Regions from separate parts of the Mus musculus genome. Here region 1 is linked to region 2. Evidence: chromatin loops called from intact Hi-C (ENCODE). Cell type or tissue: heart. All regions are shown on one strand. Links, peaks and the distances in the headings refer to the core of each region. The heading gives the core; the rest is flanking DNA. Region 1 holds the start of Gm10789 (predicted gene 10789). Region 2 has its middle 70 kb from the start of Gm10789.

Region 1 (8,325 bases), core at 90-8,089, 72 kb before region 2:
GGCCTTTCTTATCATTTTATATCCCTATCAGAGCCCAGCTCCAAAGCTGGGAGCATAGTGGGAGCTTATCTTCTTGGGCATGGAAAGAGCCTTATTGTGACTTAGAGACCACTGCGTCTGGCGAAACGTCCAAAATTAAGTGATGTGGGAGGGAAAGCTGACTTGGACTTGAAGCTGGGGTCATGTGCTAGAAGTGTTCTCCCCCCCCCCAATCCCCTTTACCCCTACCCCCATCCCCAGCGGCAAGCGCTTACAACTCTATTTTCTTCCTTTACTGCCAATCCCATCTTGTCTTTAGATGTCAACCGTGTCCTCAGGAGACAAAATGGCTGAGTATTCTGCCAGATGGCATTTGTCTGCGTTTTTTAATCAAAATGCCCTGTTTTCTCTCCACGGTGTGAGGTAGCCACATACTGTTAAGGTCAGGCGCGAGAAACGGCACAGAAGTCCACCGTAGCTCTTCTAGTTTGTGAGGTCAAAAGCTGGAACTAAGGGCTGTGTAGACTTAATTCGGCCTGCCCCAGAGGCAGCCAGCCGCTGGGAACCTGGGAACGAGGCTCCCTGTTGTCAGCTCTGAGCAGGTTCTGAGAGGCAAGGTTCTGTGCTAGTGCAAGCAAACAGGTTTCAGGAGAGCTGGGACCAGAGCACAAATGGTGTCTCCTTCAGTGGCCATGCCCTTATGCTCAAACCCCACCCACCTCGTGGGTAATGGACAAAGTGTTGAACATGGATTGCTTCAAACGTTCATCGTTCACAAATTAGCTAAAGACTGTTACCCTGCTGGTTTGTTTTTAGAGATTTATTGTAACTAAAGACATGATTTTGTTAATCCCCGATAAGACCACTACCACAATTTTTGAGCCAAATCTGAAGCAAGCTTTGGTTTTTTTTTTTTGTTTGTTTGTTTTTGTTTTTGTTTTCTCGAGACAGGGTTTCTCTGTGTAGCCCTGGCTGTCCTGGAACTCACTTTATAGACCAGGCTGGCCTTGAACTCAGAAATCCGCCTGCCTCTGCCTCCCGAGTGCTGGGATTAAAGGCATGAGCCACCACACCCGGCTTGAACCAAGCTTTGTTAAATAGTGACAAGGATAATGGACATTGGCCAGGGCCATACTCAGGATTCTCAAGAGCATGGCAGCAAATTACAGTACTCAGAGGCATATAAAGGGAAACCCCCACAAGGTTACATACTTCTTGCCTTCGTCCAGTTGTGGGCAAGCATGCATCCTGACCACATACCTCCCACCTTGGTGTGATCCAGGATATTCTGCACACTTGGAACAACCAAGCCTCTATAGACACAAAACCATGCAGCTTGTCCTCTTACATGAACGGGCCCCCAGCCCTTCAGGAACTTACCTTCCCTTGTGCAAATGGGGCTTCCAGGTTAGAGGCATGTCTGTTTATAGATCTCTTAAACACAGTTATAGAGAGCAGATCTCAAAGTGACTTATCCAGCAAATTTGAAAGCTTTCTCTCCCCCCCCCCCCCCAAACTCCTGAAATCAGCTTCACCTGAGCCAGTACCTGTCCGGGTTTCTCCGTGGAGAACTGACCCTTCATGAAGCTGTTTACCCTGTTAGAAGCTGCCGTGTTGGGAAGGGCTGTGCAATGCACAGAGATCCCAAGGCCATGCAAGAGTAAGCTTGCCTATGGTTAAAGATGCAAATTCTGGAACCAGGCTGCCAGTCTCAAGCCCTCACATATTCAAATTGTAACTTAGAACAAGTTACTTTTCCTGCCTCAGTTTCCCCATTGTCTTAGTTAGGGTTACTGCTGTGAACAGACACCAAGACCACAGAAACTCTTGTAAGGACATTTAATTGGGGCAGGCTTACAGGTTCAGGGGTTCAGTCTAATATCATTCAGGTGGGAGCATGGTAGCAACCAGGCAGGCATGGTACAGACAGAGCTGAGAGTTCTACATCTGAAGGCTGCTAGCAGAATACTGGCTTCCAGGCAGCTAGGATGAGGGTCTTAAAGCCCATGCTCACAGTGACACACCTACTCCAACAGGGCCACACCTCCAAAAAGTGCCACTCCCTAGGCTGAGCAAATACAAACCATCACACCCATCTATGAGACTAAAATAACATTAGCATCTGAGGATGGATAATTTCTACAGAGCTGTTTAGAAGAGTAGCCGTCATACGGCTTTCAGTAATATTTTCTTAAATGATGCTGTCCACTGCAGAGGTCCGCAGTGGGGCCTGCAGATGCCTTGGCCCTGTGAGGTGAGTATAAGAGGCTTTTCCTGAAAACATGTACAGTCTAAAATTTAGGCCTCACAATTTCATGCGTATGAGTCTTTTACCTACATCACCATGTGTGCAGCACGCAGGCAGGCTGGAAGAGGGCCATTTAATTCCCTGGGACTTTGAGCTTCCACCGAGATGCTGGGTTCTTCACCAGCCAGTGCTCTTAACAACAGACCCACCCTCCCAGTCCTTTATTTATCTTTAAAACTAAAATGACAGGTGTGTCTGTGTGTGTGAGTGTGTGTGTCTGTGTGTGTGTATGAGAGTGTGTCTGTGTGTCCTCAAGTCCAGGTGCCTCTGAGGGCCAGATGTTTGCATCCCTCTATTTCCCTGCAGACAGAGTGACAGCAAACAAGTCACTCTGAGATCTGCCAACCTAAACATTCTCCTGTACCTTGTGTTTTAGAAGCACTTCAAGCTCACCTCAATACACTGACAGCTTATTAATTAAATATATTATTTAAATACATTTAAATGTGCCATGTAGTAGGCTCTGGGATGTGTAACCCCCACCCCTCCGAAGGGATATTCTGAATTCAGGGTACTCTGCTCAAGCAGGAAACACAGTTTGTGTGTGTGTGTGTGTGTGTGTGTGTGTGTGTGTGTGTTTTGACAATTTTAGTGCTCTAAGAGGCAGGGAGAACCAGAGGTGGGCAACTAATTCTCACTGGCACAGGAGGATCCCTGGTGTCTATGAGAGCACACCCTGCTCACCAGAAGTTCAGCAAACGTCAGCCAAGCTGGGCTTTAAGGAATGTGTAGCAATTGTTCAAGGGAAGGAAGGGTGCCTAGGTCTGGGTTTTGTGTGACAAAACTTTTCCTGTGGAGAGGCAATACATCTTATGACAGACCAACGTACAAATACCAGCAAAGTCCAAGTAAGTGAACCAATGAATTTTATTGGGATTGCTTAACAAGAGCAGACATGACTCAGAGACAGCTGCATCACCAAAGGCCACCCCAGCATGGTGACAGCTCACAAGAGCTGGGAACCTGGAGCACACTGTACAGTCTGTAGGAGCCTGTCCTTTCCAAGTGACTCAGTTGGTCTCTGCCTCTTCTAGGAGGCTGGTCTGGTCTCATCTAAGTCTGCATCTTGGCTCATTTGAGACTCAGCTCTTACTGCTTAGTATGGCAGGGAGGGACCTAGCAAATCTGCTCAGTTTTAGGGACTTCCTGAAGCTATTTTGGGTTGTGTTCCTTTCTACTTAAGGATATTCCCTGCTAGAAGGAATGTTTCCATCTCTGAGGGACTATACACACTGGGGGAAGAGAAGACAACAGAGCTGAGAGACTGAGATCTTCCTGTTTGGAACAATCTTTTAGTAAGGTGGATGCCTTTAATGAAATTCAGGTGAGAGGCAGTATGGATTTGGGAGGTGAAGGAGGGTGCAGAAGGAAAAGGTGTTAACTTTCTTTTCTTTTTGAAACAGTTTCAGGCTGATCTTCAATTCAATATCCTCCTACTTCAGCCTCAATAAGCCACTAGGTACACTGTTTACAAGATAACCGCAGGTCTGCTCCTCCCACTCCCTGGGCCAAGCTGGGAGAGCTCTAAAGCGAGGGGAAGGCTCTGGCCTGGATTAGGGAAGCGGTTTTGTCACTAGCTTTAAGGCTGTTTTGTGGCTCACGCCACCTTGAGAAAGGCCAACCTGCACCAACTACGAGGATTTTACAGAGAGCCGAGGCATGTGCGAACCTCGTCAGTCACGAACAATGCCCTGGCGACCGTGAAACTCAAGTTCACTTGCTGGACATTAGCCCAATGAGTCCCGGACTATCCAATACTTGGCTAAGGCCACTCTGCCTACCTAAAGTCTGTTTGGTGGCGGATATTATCTGGCTCCTAAGAGAGGGGACGCGTTGAGATTTTATCTCACCTAAGCAAATTCCTGTTTCTCCCTAGAGTCAGCCACATGCCGCCCAAACTAGACCACGTGTCGCAGGTACTAGGTTTTTGGCTCTTCGCCTCCTCCATTCGGTGCCCCCCCGCCTTCCAAGGCCTTAGGTGGCAGGAAAATCCTTTACCTCCGACCAATCCCACCGCTGCCAAGCCGCGCGCGCGCCAACTCTAGCTCATTCGTGCGCGTCATTGGCCACCTCCACCTATGTCTGGTGACAGGCAGCTTCACGGACCTATTGGAGAAGGAGGCGGAGGCCAGCAGGCCCTCCCGAAGCTGCTTTGTTAGGGGCTCCTTCGCCGTGGCCCGTGCCGGCAGGTCTCGTTATTCTTGCTGCGGTTTCCCCAGGCTGCTTACGCCAGAGCACCGTGTCAAGGCACCCGGGAGTGTGCACCGCCGGCATCCCTCCAGCCACAGGGCCCACCTGGCGCCCGGATGCCGCTCAGGTACCCGGCGTGCGCCTGTTGTCACACTCCAGCCCAACTCTGAACGCCCCGCTCCCGTGTCCTCCGCCTCGGATTGGCTGGACGGAGGCGGAGCGATTGTCCGCAGCTCCAATCGGAGCTCGGTTTCCCACGGGCTTCCGAGGCCCCGCCCCCGAGGCCCGCTGGCCCAGGAGCCCTGACAGTTCCCATTGGCAGACGGCGAGCGGGCCGAAGGGCTGAGCAGCGCCGCTGCCGTCGGGTTCGCAGCTCTGCAGCGCCGTTAAGGCTTCGGCGCCCGCAGCCCCAGGGGCCCAGCGGCCCCGCTTTGTGCCTGGCCAGGTCTTCAAGATCCTGGGTGAACGTCACTGGTGAGTACCCTGGCCTAAGCCGGTCGGGCTGACTGGCCAGAGTCTCCACGAGGGATGGCGATGAGAATGCCTAGAGCCGCGGTGCCCGTGACGGGCACGTCCTGACTCCCATTCGCACACTGGGGCTCCCGGTGGGTCCTAGCTCCCCCAGACCGGGCTTTGCTTGTATTGTTTTCGTGTGCATACACTTGGGAGGTGATCTGGGGAGGGAAGGCACATCTGTATCGCGCCAAGGAGAGTCCAGAAACTAGCCGAGACAGCGGAGCCCAGGTACTGGAGCCGAATGCAAGTGACAGTGTGCAGGCGTTGGCATTCGATCATTCTGGAGGCAGGAGGTCAGCGTTGACCTGAGGCGGCCTCATCTCTATGTATTTATCGGCTGATTTTTAATCAACTTCTGGGAGGGTGTGTGTGTGTGTGTGCACGCGCGCGCGCGCGCGCCTGGATCTGTCTGTGTGTCTCGGTCCCGGACTTGGGCACTTACGGGCCTGTCCCTTCGCCAACGTTGCCGGGTGTTCACCTTGGCCATCCATGCTGCGCTCCCGGTCGGGCACACCACGGGAGAGCCTTGGGGGCGGGCACACAGTGTGAAGGACCTGCGGTGGGCTAGGGAGGGGGCATTTAAAGCAGAATCCTATGGGTGGGCAGACAATGACTGGTCCAGGTAGTGGGGCCGTTCTTTACGTCCGCGCTCCGGATCCTATCCGGATCTGGCCCTCTCTCCCGCTCTGCTTCTCCGATGCCTGTGCACGGTGAGGCAGGCCACCGGGCTGTAGACCCGTGTGAGGCCGGCTTTTGTTTACAGACCTCGCCATTGGGCCAGAGGTACGCTTTTAAGGCCAGGCCACAGCTGCATGCCCCCAGGAGTCAGAAGTTGATGCGTCTTCAGGTGACGCTCCCTCCTTTGGTCTCCGGCCCGAAGCTTCACGGAAAAGACACGATTCCACGTCTTCGCACCAGCCCAGCCCCGCCCCGCCTCACGCTCTCAGATCTTCTGCACCTAGAGGCGCTGATATCTTTTGCTGGGGTCGGTCAAGATGGGCTGTCCGGGAGCGAACCTCGCCACGGGTATCCCTTTCTGGTGGCATCCTCTGGCCATTCTCTAGGGTCAGATAGAATCTAAGCTGTCTTTTTCCTTCGTGGTGGCTGGCAGGTTTTGAAGGACGCGCGCGAGCCCTTGGGAACACTGCAATTCACGTTTGCTTCTCTGGTACCCATGCGGTCCCGCGCAGCAGCTGGGCGGCATCCAGTGGCAGAGCGTCCTGGTTCCGGTGTCAGCCCGGTGCTTGCTGACTTGGCGCACACTTTGAAAGCTGCAACAGAGGTTGAGAGCCTGGCTCTGAGGTCATAAGCGTCCCGGTATCCAGTTCCTGCTGAGTATTAGTTACGACCTGGGTCGCTATTAATGAATGTCTTAGAGCCTCGGTTTATGCGTCTGTAGAGTGGAGTTGCGGTTCCTTTTGAGAGCAGGTGATCTTGATGAAATGACAACATAAATGAACTACACAATACAGAGACAACAGTAAGATAAACATTGAAGTTAGGTTGGTTGTCAGAGGAAATCTGTAACAGAGAGAGAGAGAGACAGAGACAGAGAGACAGAGAGAGACAGAGAGAGACAGACCCATCCTTCTTCCATTTTGTGGATTTCCCTATCTTGTTTCTATATTATACGAGGCTGAAGGTTTGTAGCCCCAACAGGACTTGTTCTACTTGGCCTTAGACTTAATTATTCTTATCTAATCTCTCGAGGTGCCTTTTTTTTTTTTATGCGTGTGGATTTCCACGGGCCCTAGTTGTTTCTTCATGCTTCTTTCTTAGGGGCTGTGTAAAACCTTTGCTGGTGAGCCGCTAGCAGCTTAAAAAGCAATGGGCGCTGGGGAAGGAGGGCTGTCTGAACAAAGGGCTGTCTGGAGGGAGGAGGGAACTCTTCTTAGCAGGCGAAATCCAATCTGTCTGGTGGCTGGAAAAGTTTGGAACATCACTAGGTTCTAGAGTAGGCTCTTGTGTGGGCTTGGAGGAGTTGGGGACTGAGGGGTAAACACAGAAGTAATTTTGTTTGAATAGAGGGAAGTAAAGGTCCTGAGGACGAGGCGTCTAAGCAGGGACAGCAGGCGGAAGGGAGAGTTGACTTCATGGAGTGTCACCAACACTGTAGGTGTGTGAGCTTTGACTTGGATGATTCTCCTGGCTCTTCCCCAGTAATTTGTTTTTTTTGTTTTTTTTTGTTTTTTTTTTTTTTCTGGGCAAACATGAGAAGCCATTTTCTATTGAAAAACAAAACCACCAACAAACCACAAACAAATCATAATCAGATAGATGGCTTTAGAAAAATCTCGGGATTGTTGACAAACTCTTAAGATATTATCCAAGAAATGCTTCTTGTTTGTTGTTGTTTTTTGTTTGTTTGTTTTAACACCCTTTTGGTGTTGGGGGAAATTACTGAGCTGGGTCCCACAGAGCATTCTTTGAATGTGGACCCCAGAAGCCTTTTCCACTCAAAACAAGGAAGCATGGAAGCATGCAGGGGTTCCCACTCACAGCTGTACCCTGCCCCCCCTCTCCAATTTCCTGGTCCTGTGTCAGTTAACCTAAGACGAGCCATCCCCCCACCCCCCTCATTGCTATTGATGTAAACAGGCTGGTAGCGTTTTACTAGACACCTATTAGCCAACGTGATAACTTGTTTAAAGTTCTACTCCCAGGAAGGATTCCAATCCTTTCTGAGCTCTGAGAGTTCTCTAGCTCTTTAGGATGCTGAAGCCCAATATTCCTGCCCCCCTGCTGTTGTCTAGGGATCAAGTCAGTTGGGGGTCTAAACTTAAAAGGGAGCCAGGTTAGGGACTCTCATTAGCTGACAGTTTAACTATACACTCAAGTGCTCATCCAAAGAGCTAGGACAAAGGCCTTTTCCTTGCCTTCTGCATTTTCTCTCCCCCTGTTTCATCGAACTCAAGTGGAAAAGCCATGCAGATCCTAACTTCTCAGCTCCAACTCTCTGAGTGTTTTGAGAACCTTAGGCCTTCTGGACACCTAGTCACACGCGCGCGCGCGCGCGCGCACACACACACACACACACACACACACACACAGAGAGAGAGAGAGAGAGAGAGAGAGAGAGAGAGAGAATTTGCTTTTTTGTTTTCTTCGGACTTAGCCATCTCGAAAAAAGATCAGTAAAATCAGATCTACAAGGCCACCGCTGTCTTTTTCTCCCATCCTGATTACTCCAAGCCTTTTCTTTGTGAACATCCTATCTTCTGTAACTTCTGTGCCACAGGGGAAAGGGTCTTTTAACGTCATGGTAAGCTGCATCGCTTACTTGACAAATTAAAAGGGGCACTTAGAAATTAAACGGCCCCCAGCAAGGAGCA
Region 2 (8,325 bases), core at 77-8,076:
CTTCATATCTTTGTAAGCACAGAGCATGGGAGAGTGGCTGGGTATGGCTTGTTTGTTTGTTTGTTTGTTTGTTTTGTTTTTCAAGAAAGGGTTTCTCTGTGTAGCCCGGGCTGTCCTGGAACTCACTCTATAGACCAGGCTGGCCTCAAACTCAGAAATCCACCTGCCTCTGCCTCCCGAGTGCTGAGATTAAAGGCGTGCGCCACCACCGCCCGGCTGGGTATGGGTTTTATTTTGGGAACTGTAGAAAATGGATGGTAGCTAAGGAATGGTCCAGAGGACCCCGCTTAAAGTTGCATCTGTGTTGTTATGATGAGTGTGTGAAGCAAGTCACTGGGGCTGACTGAGGAGTCTGCCTTTGCTGGAAGTAAGAAACCCAATTGGAGTTACTCCAGAGAGTTAGAGAGAAACCACAGAGTGAAGAAAAAACGTTTGCTTACCTTTGACTTTGTTTCGCTTTATTTTTGTTTGTTTGTTATGTCTTTTTTTGTTTGTTTCTGTTTTGAGAAAGATTTTCTGTATGTAGTCCTGGCTATCCTGGAACTCACTCTGTATTGTAAATCAGGCTGGCCTGGAACTCAGACAGAAATCCACCTTCCTCTGCCCCCCCCAAGTTCTGGAGTTAAAGGCATACACCTCCACTCCCCAGAAGTCTTTTTATTTTTTATTTTTTTCATAGTTCATTCCTTTTGGGGGGGGGGGCAGGGTTTCTCTGTGTAGCCCTGGCTGTCCTGGAACTCACTCTGTAGACCAGGCTGTCCTCGAACTCAGAAATCCACCTGCCTCTGCTTCCTGAGTGCTGGGATTAAAGGCGTGGGCCACCATGCCCGGCTCCATAGTTCATTCTTTAAAAAGTTACAAATGAAGCAATTTTGCAGTGAGTGAGAACCCTGATGTGTTTCACAGGACCCACCCAGGCACATACAGCTATTCTGTTAGCTTCTTTAGACAGCTTATCATTTGCACAACACCATGCTTGTTGCGTCTAACCTGTAGATTATACCTCACTGTCCTAGGTACCTTTGGTCACTAGAGAATTCTAATGATATAGTGTCTGAGTTACTTTCCTGTTGCTGTGAGGAAATATGCTGCAAAAGCAACTTAGAGGAGAGAGGGCCATTTTGGTTTTGGCTCTAGAGAGATAGAATCTACCCTAGCAGGGCAGCCATGGCCGTCGTCAGGAAAGCATGGTGGCAGGGGTGGAAAAGGCCGGCCGGCCATGTCATCCACAAGGAAGAGATAGAGAAACAGAACAGGAAGTGGGGCAGGCTATAAAGCCTCAGCCAGGTCGTAGGGACATACTTCCTCCAGCAAGACTGCATTCCTCAAGGTTTCATGACCTGCCCAGACAGTGCCACCAGCCAGGACCCAAGTGTTCAAACACCCAAGTGTTCAAACTGCAGCACATAGATATCCAAACGTGTATGCAAGGGAGGGCAGAAATCTGAACTTTAAACCTCACAATGAGTTTTCCCTTCACTCGATAACTTGTATCAATTATTTCTTTAATTTTATTTTTACATTTATTTAGTGTATGTGTGCGTGTCATATTTCTCCTTGTGCCAGGTGGGACATGGAGATCAAATTCAGCTTGTCAGGTTTTGGGAGCAAGCTTTGCTTGATGAAACATCTTGCTGGCCCAACATTTCTTCCTTCCTTCCTTCCTTCCTTCCTTCCTTCCTTCCTAAGATTTATTTACTGTATGTAAGTACACTGTCGCTGTCTTCAGACACACCAAAAGAGGGCATCAGATCTCATTATGGATGGTTGTGACCCCCCCATGTGGTTGCTGGGATTTGAACTCAGGACCTTCGGAAGAATAGTCGGTGCTCTTAACCGCTGAGCCATCTCTCCAGCCCTGCAACATTTCTTTCTTAATGAGGTTACTTGTCTGTCCCCAGGTACTCCCTAAGCTAGTATCAGTATTCACAGTAGCGATGGTGAAGGTTTTCTAGAGGATCTCTTAAGAACAAGGACAGGGCCATTATGTGTCCTTAGCACGAATTCCCTGTGACACACTGGGCTTCTTGCATGTGGACATAAAGTCTTTATATTTCCCAGGAATGACATGGCAGTCCACGATTCCAGCCACCCATCTTTCTGATTGTCTTAGAGTTTCTATTCCTGTACAAACATCATGACCAAGGAGCAAGTTGGGGAGGAAAGGGTTTATTCAGCTTACACTTCCACATTGCTGTTAATCACCAAGGAAGTCAGGACTGGAACTCAAGCAGGTCAGGAAGCAGGAGCTGATGCAGAGGCCATTGAGGGGTGCTGCTTACTGGCTTGCTTCCCCTGGCTTGCTCAGCCTGCTTTCTTATAGAACCCAGCACTGCCAGCCCAGGGATGGTCCCACCCACAATGGGATAGGCCCTCCTTCCTTGATCATTAATTGAGAATATACCTTACAGCTGGATCTCGTGGAGGCATTTCCTCAAGGGAGGCTCCTTTCTCTGTGCTAACTCCAGCTTGTGTCAAGTTGACACACAAAACCAGCCAGCACACCGATGCTTTCCCGTTAAATGACTTCTTTCATGTACTTGGCTGTTCTGTCCCCCGTCTTCAGGATGTCCCCTAATGTCCCAGGTCTTAAATTAGGAACAATAAAATTAGTTCTGTTCCCTGTGGATCTGCATATTTGAAAAGACAGGGACTGTGTGGTTATTGTCCAAGCAATAGTCAGATAAGTTAGTGATCAGCTTTAACAGAAAGGTGCGTGTGACCTCTTACTTGGGCATTTAGAAGTAGGTTATCTTTCCCAGCTGGTAAATGAGATGTTTGCAATTCAAAGCACAGTTACGATTTTGAAGAAAGCAATTCCTGTTTCCTAGTGTTTGGACCCCTCTGGGTTATAAAGGGCAATTGCATCCAGTCCAACCTAAGGTGGCTTATTGGCTCAGTTGTAAGACATGGGGAAATACACGTTTGCGTTAGGACGGCATATGAAATAAATAAGCCTTAAGGATGCTGGGCATCCTTCATTATTTGAACCTGTCACTAATAGTTAGTGTTTACTTAGCTGACTCTTGGTTGCTGTTGGGCTTGCTTTCAGGAAGTATCTAGAGCAAAATAGGTTGCCTAGCAACATGTTCCAGCCCAGGAGGTTGGAGATGGGTCAGTGATTAACAATTATGTACAATCGAGTTTAAAAATGCGTAGCAGCCTTGCAACATTCATGCCCTGACCACCAGCAAGCGCTGGCACTCTGCTGCCTCCGCGGTTTGGGGCTGTTCCGAGCGAATTCATTGCAATTGCAGACTTGACCTTGTGGTAGCAATTAAAGGACAACTGTACTGGGGGCTGAAATAGGCTTCTGTGCCCTTCCTTGCACTGATTAAGTCTGTAGTAGCCTTGAAACCACAGCACTTAGTGGGCTGCTCGTCTGGACACTTGTTCTCTCTGGAAAGGAAGAGAGCAAGTGAAGTGTCTGGGTATTTATAAGTGTGGGCATCTCAACGAACTGTTGTTAGTGACTGCAGTTTACTAAAGAGTCAGTCCCGTGAAGTGACTGACATTGGCCGCTCATTCAACCCAAATTGGTCTTCCCCAGGCTATGCATGCTGCAGTATCTTGCTGTGCAGGTGCAGGCCCCTGTCCATTCCAACACAGAGAAGAATTCTGCACGGTCCAACCTTACTTAGTCTTTCTGTCAACACAGCTTCGGTTGGATCCCGAACCTGACTGCGAGCTAGCTGGGGAGACAGTTTATAACTCTAGCAAAGCCAGAGTGTGTACTCTTGTCGTGGAGAATCATTGAGTTTAACTGGCTAGTCAATTTTTAGGTCCTTTCCCTTTGTGTTTTGTTTAAATCAACAAAAATAAATTGCCCCGCTACCCTTGAAAGATCCGAGCGGAAGAACAGTGACAGATTACGTCGCTGGTCCTGCCAAGAGAGCTTTTCGGCAGAAACGTCTTAATTGAAGATGATCTGCATTCAAAAGTGCTGTGTCATCGTTTGTCTGAGAAAGGAAACAGCTGTGTAAGCAAGCGGCACTGCAGCCCGTGCAGGCATTGTTTGACATTTATCCCAAACCTTGTCCATCAGACGTCCCTACGCAGGCGACCTGCCCTAGCCTTTCTCACTGACAACTCAAGCACCACCTTATGAAGTAGCTGTCCAAAAATTTCCATGGGCAGTCGGGAGGCTGCGTGGGCTGATGAAGACAGTGGGTCCTAGGTCTTTCTTTTTTTTTTCCCTGGGCTTTACAGACTGGGCTTGCCCTCTGGGCTTCGGGTAAAAAATCCCTGATGGCATAGTGCCAGAAGAGGTAAGCTGGCCCAGAGAGGTAGTAGGAAATCGTCGCTGGTCATGTCTGGTGGCTTTTGTGTGTGCGTGGCATGCTTTCTAGAGAGTTATAAGGATCTAGCTTTTGCTTCTGTTGTCCCTTTTTGACTCCGGGGAAAGCAGTGAAATGCAGAAAACTCACGGATGTCCAGCCCATGAGATGGGGCGTGGCCCTCGGTGTAATCTTGTGTAGGTAAGGAAGACACAGCTCGGAGAACACAGAAACTGGCTCACGAGGGCTGGGGTGAAGCTGAGTGGCCTAGGAATGTGTGACTGGCATTCTTGGGCTTTGAAGAAAACCCACCGCCGTCACACCGTCAACCTGCGGCTCGTCTGTGTTTTCCCTCTTGTCTTCCCATTTCCCCGTCCACTGGAGACTGGAGACAATCCACTCCTGGTTCACTGGGTTTCTGGACCTCAGTGGATGTATCGTGGGGATGACTGAAGCTTCCCACGGGTCCGTGTTCTTTAGGAGTGTCTTTTGGCTCAATCCCCACTTCCTGTTGACGCCTTTACCCTCATCTTATACATGAGATTTTGGGGGTGTCAGGGATTGGTTCGAGGGAGGGCACATGTGTAACTGTTGGAAATCAGTACTTGTATCCAGCAGTCTGACCCGTGTTCTTAGATGTCTGTGCTTTTGGACTGTACCCTTGTTTGATTAGTGTCCCCAAGTCTTCAGGCACCAAGGAAGCAGTGAGGATGATAAAGGGAAGGAATGCACAGCCAAACTCCAAAACCAGCAACGATTTACCACTGAAGTAGCCCCATGATTCGACAGTAACATAGACTTGATACATAAGTGAATCCCACATTTGGACTTGCATCCCATCCTCAAGATATCTCAACGTGCATGTGAAATGCAGTCAGATCTGGGGGCAAGGGGAAGATGAATCCGAAAAGCTGAGCACCACAAGGGTGGCACTTGCAGTATCAAACATTTTGACCGGGGCTACTCAGCCACTATTGATTATTCTGGCTCCCCAGACTGTGGGTAAGGGAGGCCACCGAGCGACTCAGGGGCTCAGTTCCTGGCTCCTTTATTATTATTCTCCCATGTATTCAGGTACATTTTTTCTTTTTAAATGCTAGGCACCAAATCCAGGGCTTCCTTGGCAAGCCCCCCTACCACTGAGCTAGGCCCCCAAGCCCCCACCACTGAGCTAGGCCCCCAAGCCCCTACCACTGAGCTAGGCCCCCAAGCCCCTACCCCTGAGCTAGGCCCCCAAGCCCCTACCCCTGAGCTAGGCCCCCAAGCCCCTACCCCTGAGCTAGGCCCCCAAGCCCCCACCACTGAGCTAGGCCCCCAAGCCCCTCAGACACACTCACTGATACTTTTCCCTCCACTGTTTGGCTTGGCTTCTCCTGTGCCTCTGTTAAATGGCTATGAATTTTAATTTAACATTTTTTCCCCAGTTGTACTTATTTGATGTGTGAGTATTTTGCTTGCTTGTGTGCCATGTAAGTACCTGGTGTCCTTGGAGGCCAGAAGAGGGGACTGATTCCCTGGAGAGCAGGGACGGCCATATAGGTGCTAGGAGTGGAAGCCTCTTTCTCTGCAAGCACAGTACGCTGTTCTTAACCCCTGAACCATTTCTCTAGTCTCTCTGCTAAAGGTTGTGTCTTCCACGGAGCTTTCTCAGACTGATAGGGGGGACACCTATTCCTGTAGGGGCCACCAAAAAGCCAACCCAGTGACATGCAGATTATTCCCCAAGCAAAAACCCGGATCAACCTTGGATGAACTCGGGATATGACAAGATGCAACTCGGCAACTTTGTAAAGCGAGTTCCGTAAATCAGTAGTTCTGCGATGCCAACAGAATGGGGGAACTCTAACAAATGCCTGAAGTTTCACAGCTCCTGTGTGTTTCCCTAGGCTTTGGCCATTCGGCCAGCATCTTTGTTAGCAGAGTGGAGGGATGCTGGGATCTGGTGCGAGGGAACTTGTTTCCACATATGGTCAGAGGGGAAGGTGTGCGGTGGGTTAGGTCTGTGCTGCTCATAAGAACCACAGAGCACCGATGTCTGTGTACGCCTAAGCACGGCCCATGGAGAGTGTTTCACTTTTTCCTGTCCTCCGCAGACCCTGTTAGCTTGATGTGGTTGTCCCTGTTTAACAGGCGACATGCATGATACACGATAAATTCAGTGCCCGCTGTAATTTTAGAAACATTAACATACACAACACATCCCAGGATCGAGGACATGCGTCGCTGGCCTGTGGGCCGGGGCTGTTAGTATTTGGCTGCTCTTCGGAGCACAGATGTCTCTTTGTTACATGTCTCTTCAAAACTAGCTGAAGTGCACCGTGTGGGACAGCCTGTGTGTGGTTATTTCTGTACTCTGGGCATTGTTCTAAGAACTGGGTGTGAATTTAAGCCTCAGAAAAGATGGGTGCTGTGACTCTGTTGACCCCAGTTGACATTTGAGGATACCGAATTTCAGAGTAATGCCTCAGCCTGTCCAGGGCCACCGGGAAGTCCATCTTGGCTGCTGTATCCTCCACCTCTGAGCTGAGGACAACTGGGAAGGGAGAGCGGCACAGGAGGAGTCGTGGGGCTCCATGTGGGTTAGAGGCTCTGGGCCCCCCTCAGGAGCTGCTGCCCAGATGGCTTGTCACTTCCTTTTGGCATCAACGGGTGGTGTCAGCTCCATCAATCTCTTATCACCTTCTGTTGCTTTATCAGACCACCCTCAGTGTGAAGGACATGAGGCCACTAAACAGACCCCCAGGGCTGGGCAAGACGAGTGTCAACCGCAGCCCTGGGAGTTTTACACTGTATAGTCTCCAGGGGTAAAGTAGACAGGATGACTCACATATGCTTGCTCATGGGGGCAGGCAGGCAGGGGGTTGGGGACATGGGTCTGGTAAGGGTTGGTTGCTGCCTAGGGAACAGTCACCAGATGACACCCCTTGGGTTTCCCTTGCCTACCTGGATGTTTCTAGAATGCTTGCCTGGCTGTTCTGCTGTCTCCAGTGTATTTTTTTTTCTCTTGGATTTTCTGTTGTGCACTTTGCCAGCGGCCCTGGGGGTGGGGGTGGGGGGCTTGTAAGCAGGATAGGATTCTTTTTTTTCCTCAGGCCCGGATCTGCTTTCCTATTGCGTGTATGCCTGAACACCTGCTGAGCTGATGAGCTTTGCAAATGTCACTTGAGTATTGGGAGGGAGCTGTGAGTGACAGTGGAAGACACCATCCCAGCTGCCTTGCCGGGATTGTGGGTGGTGAATGGTGAGTGGTGGGTGGCGGTGGCGGGCCCTCCAGCCCCTGCACCCTCGGTGAGGGATGTGGTTGGGTTCCCTCCTAGAGACTGACGTAGGTGTGTGCAGTCAGTATGCCTCTTCCTTTCCTTGGTGAGGAGACCTGCTGGCTCCTACAGCAGCACCTCAACTTTGGAGGCTCCAATAACAAATGTGCTCTTTTTCTCTCTGGATTTCTCTTCTCAGAAAAATGCATGCATATGCAAAATTTGGGTAGAATCTCATGGATTTCAGAAACTGTTAAATTTGGAGGCTCCTTGGACACCCCCACCCCCTTTGTCTCCATCCCATTGCTCCATGTTAATATGCTTTAGAAACTGGGCTCTTCTTTTCTTTCTTTTTTCCCTCCTATAGTTGAGAGCAGATGCGGAAATGTGAATCCCATTCAGACTCTCTGCCTTCTGTCTGTGCACTGTTGTTCATCACAGACTGGACAGGAATATACCGAGTATTGCATGAAGGTGGCTGTGAAGGGCAAGGGGTGGGGATGAGGGACTTGGGGGTTGTAGGAACAAGTCCCTTCATCCCCTGTAACTGAAACAGAGGGACTGGTGGCTTGAAAGAAGCCATGTGATGGTCAGATCCCAGGTGACCCTGCAGGAAGGAAATGGTATTAGTTCCCTGCTTTCCCTGCCCTGGCTTCTTCTGACTTGCACAGGGGCTGGGGCGGGAGGATTGCCTTGGGAATAGAGCATTGCTGATGATCTAAGATGGAGTGTTTAGCACAGTGCCCTTTTTTGTTTGTTTGTTTGTTTGTTTGAGACAGACTCTCTCACTA

Evidence for each region. Hi-C counts contacts between places; a loop is a spot of excess contacts. Peaks named below come from ENCODE experiments on the same cell type or tissue, not always from the same donor. Only the 100,000 strongest peaks of a DNase experiment are listed, where the experiment ranks them.
Region 1: it touches region 2 in a loop (4-fold over the local background); 2 of 42 quality-filtered maps call a loop at or near these places.

What each region holds. Positions count from the first base shown.
Region 1 is chr16:90,140,311-90,148,635 of GRCm38, reverse strand. It overlaps Gm10789 (predicted gene 10789), which reads right to left and starts at 6,399. Exons shown (of 1, transcript NR_033476.1): 1 at 1,809-6,399. It also overlaps a transcript of Tiam1 not described here. In heart, for the core only: a CTCF peak has its summit at 4,833; DNase peaks (open chromatin) are centred at 4,385, 4,705 and 5,465; H3K4me3 peaks cover 3,619 bases; H3K27ac peaks cover 3,181 bases.
Region 2 is chr16:90,068,525-90,076,849 of GRCm38, reverse strand. It overlaps a transcript of Tiam1 not described here. Among named protein-coding and RNA genes, the nearest start is that of Gm10789, 70 kb to the left of the region's middle. In heart, for the core only: no CTCF peak of the experiment used is centred there; no DNase peak of the experiment used is centred there; H3K4me3 peaks cover 525 bases; H3K27ac peaks cover 1,490 bases.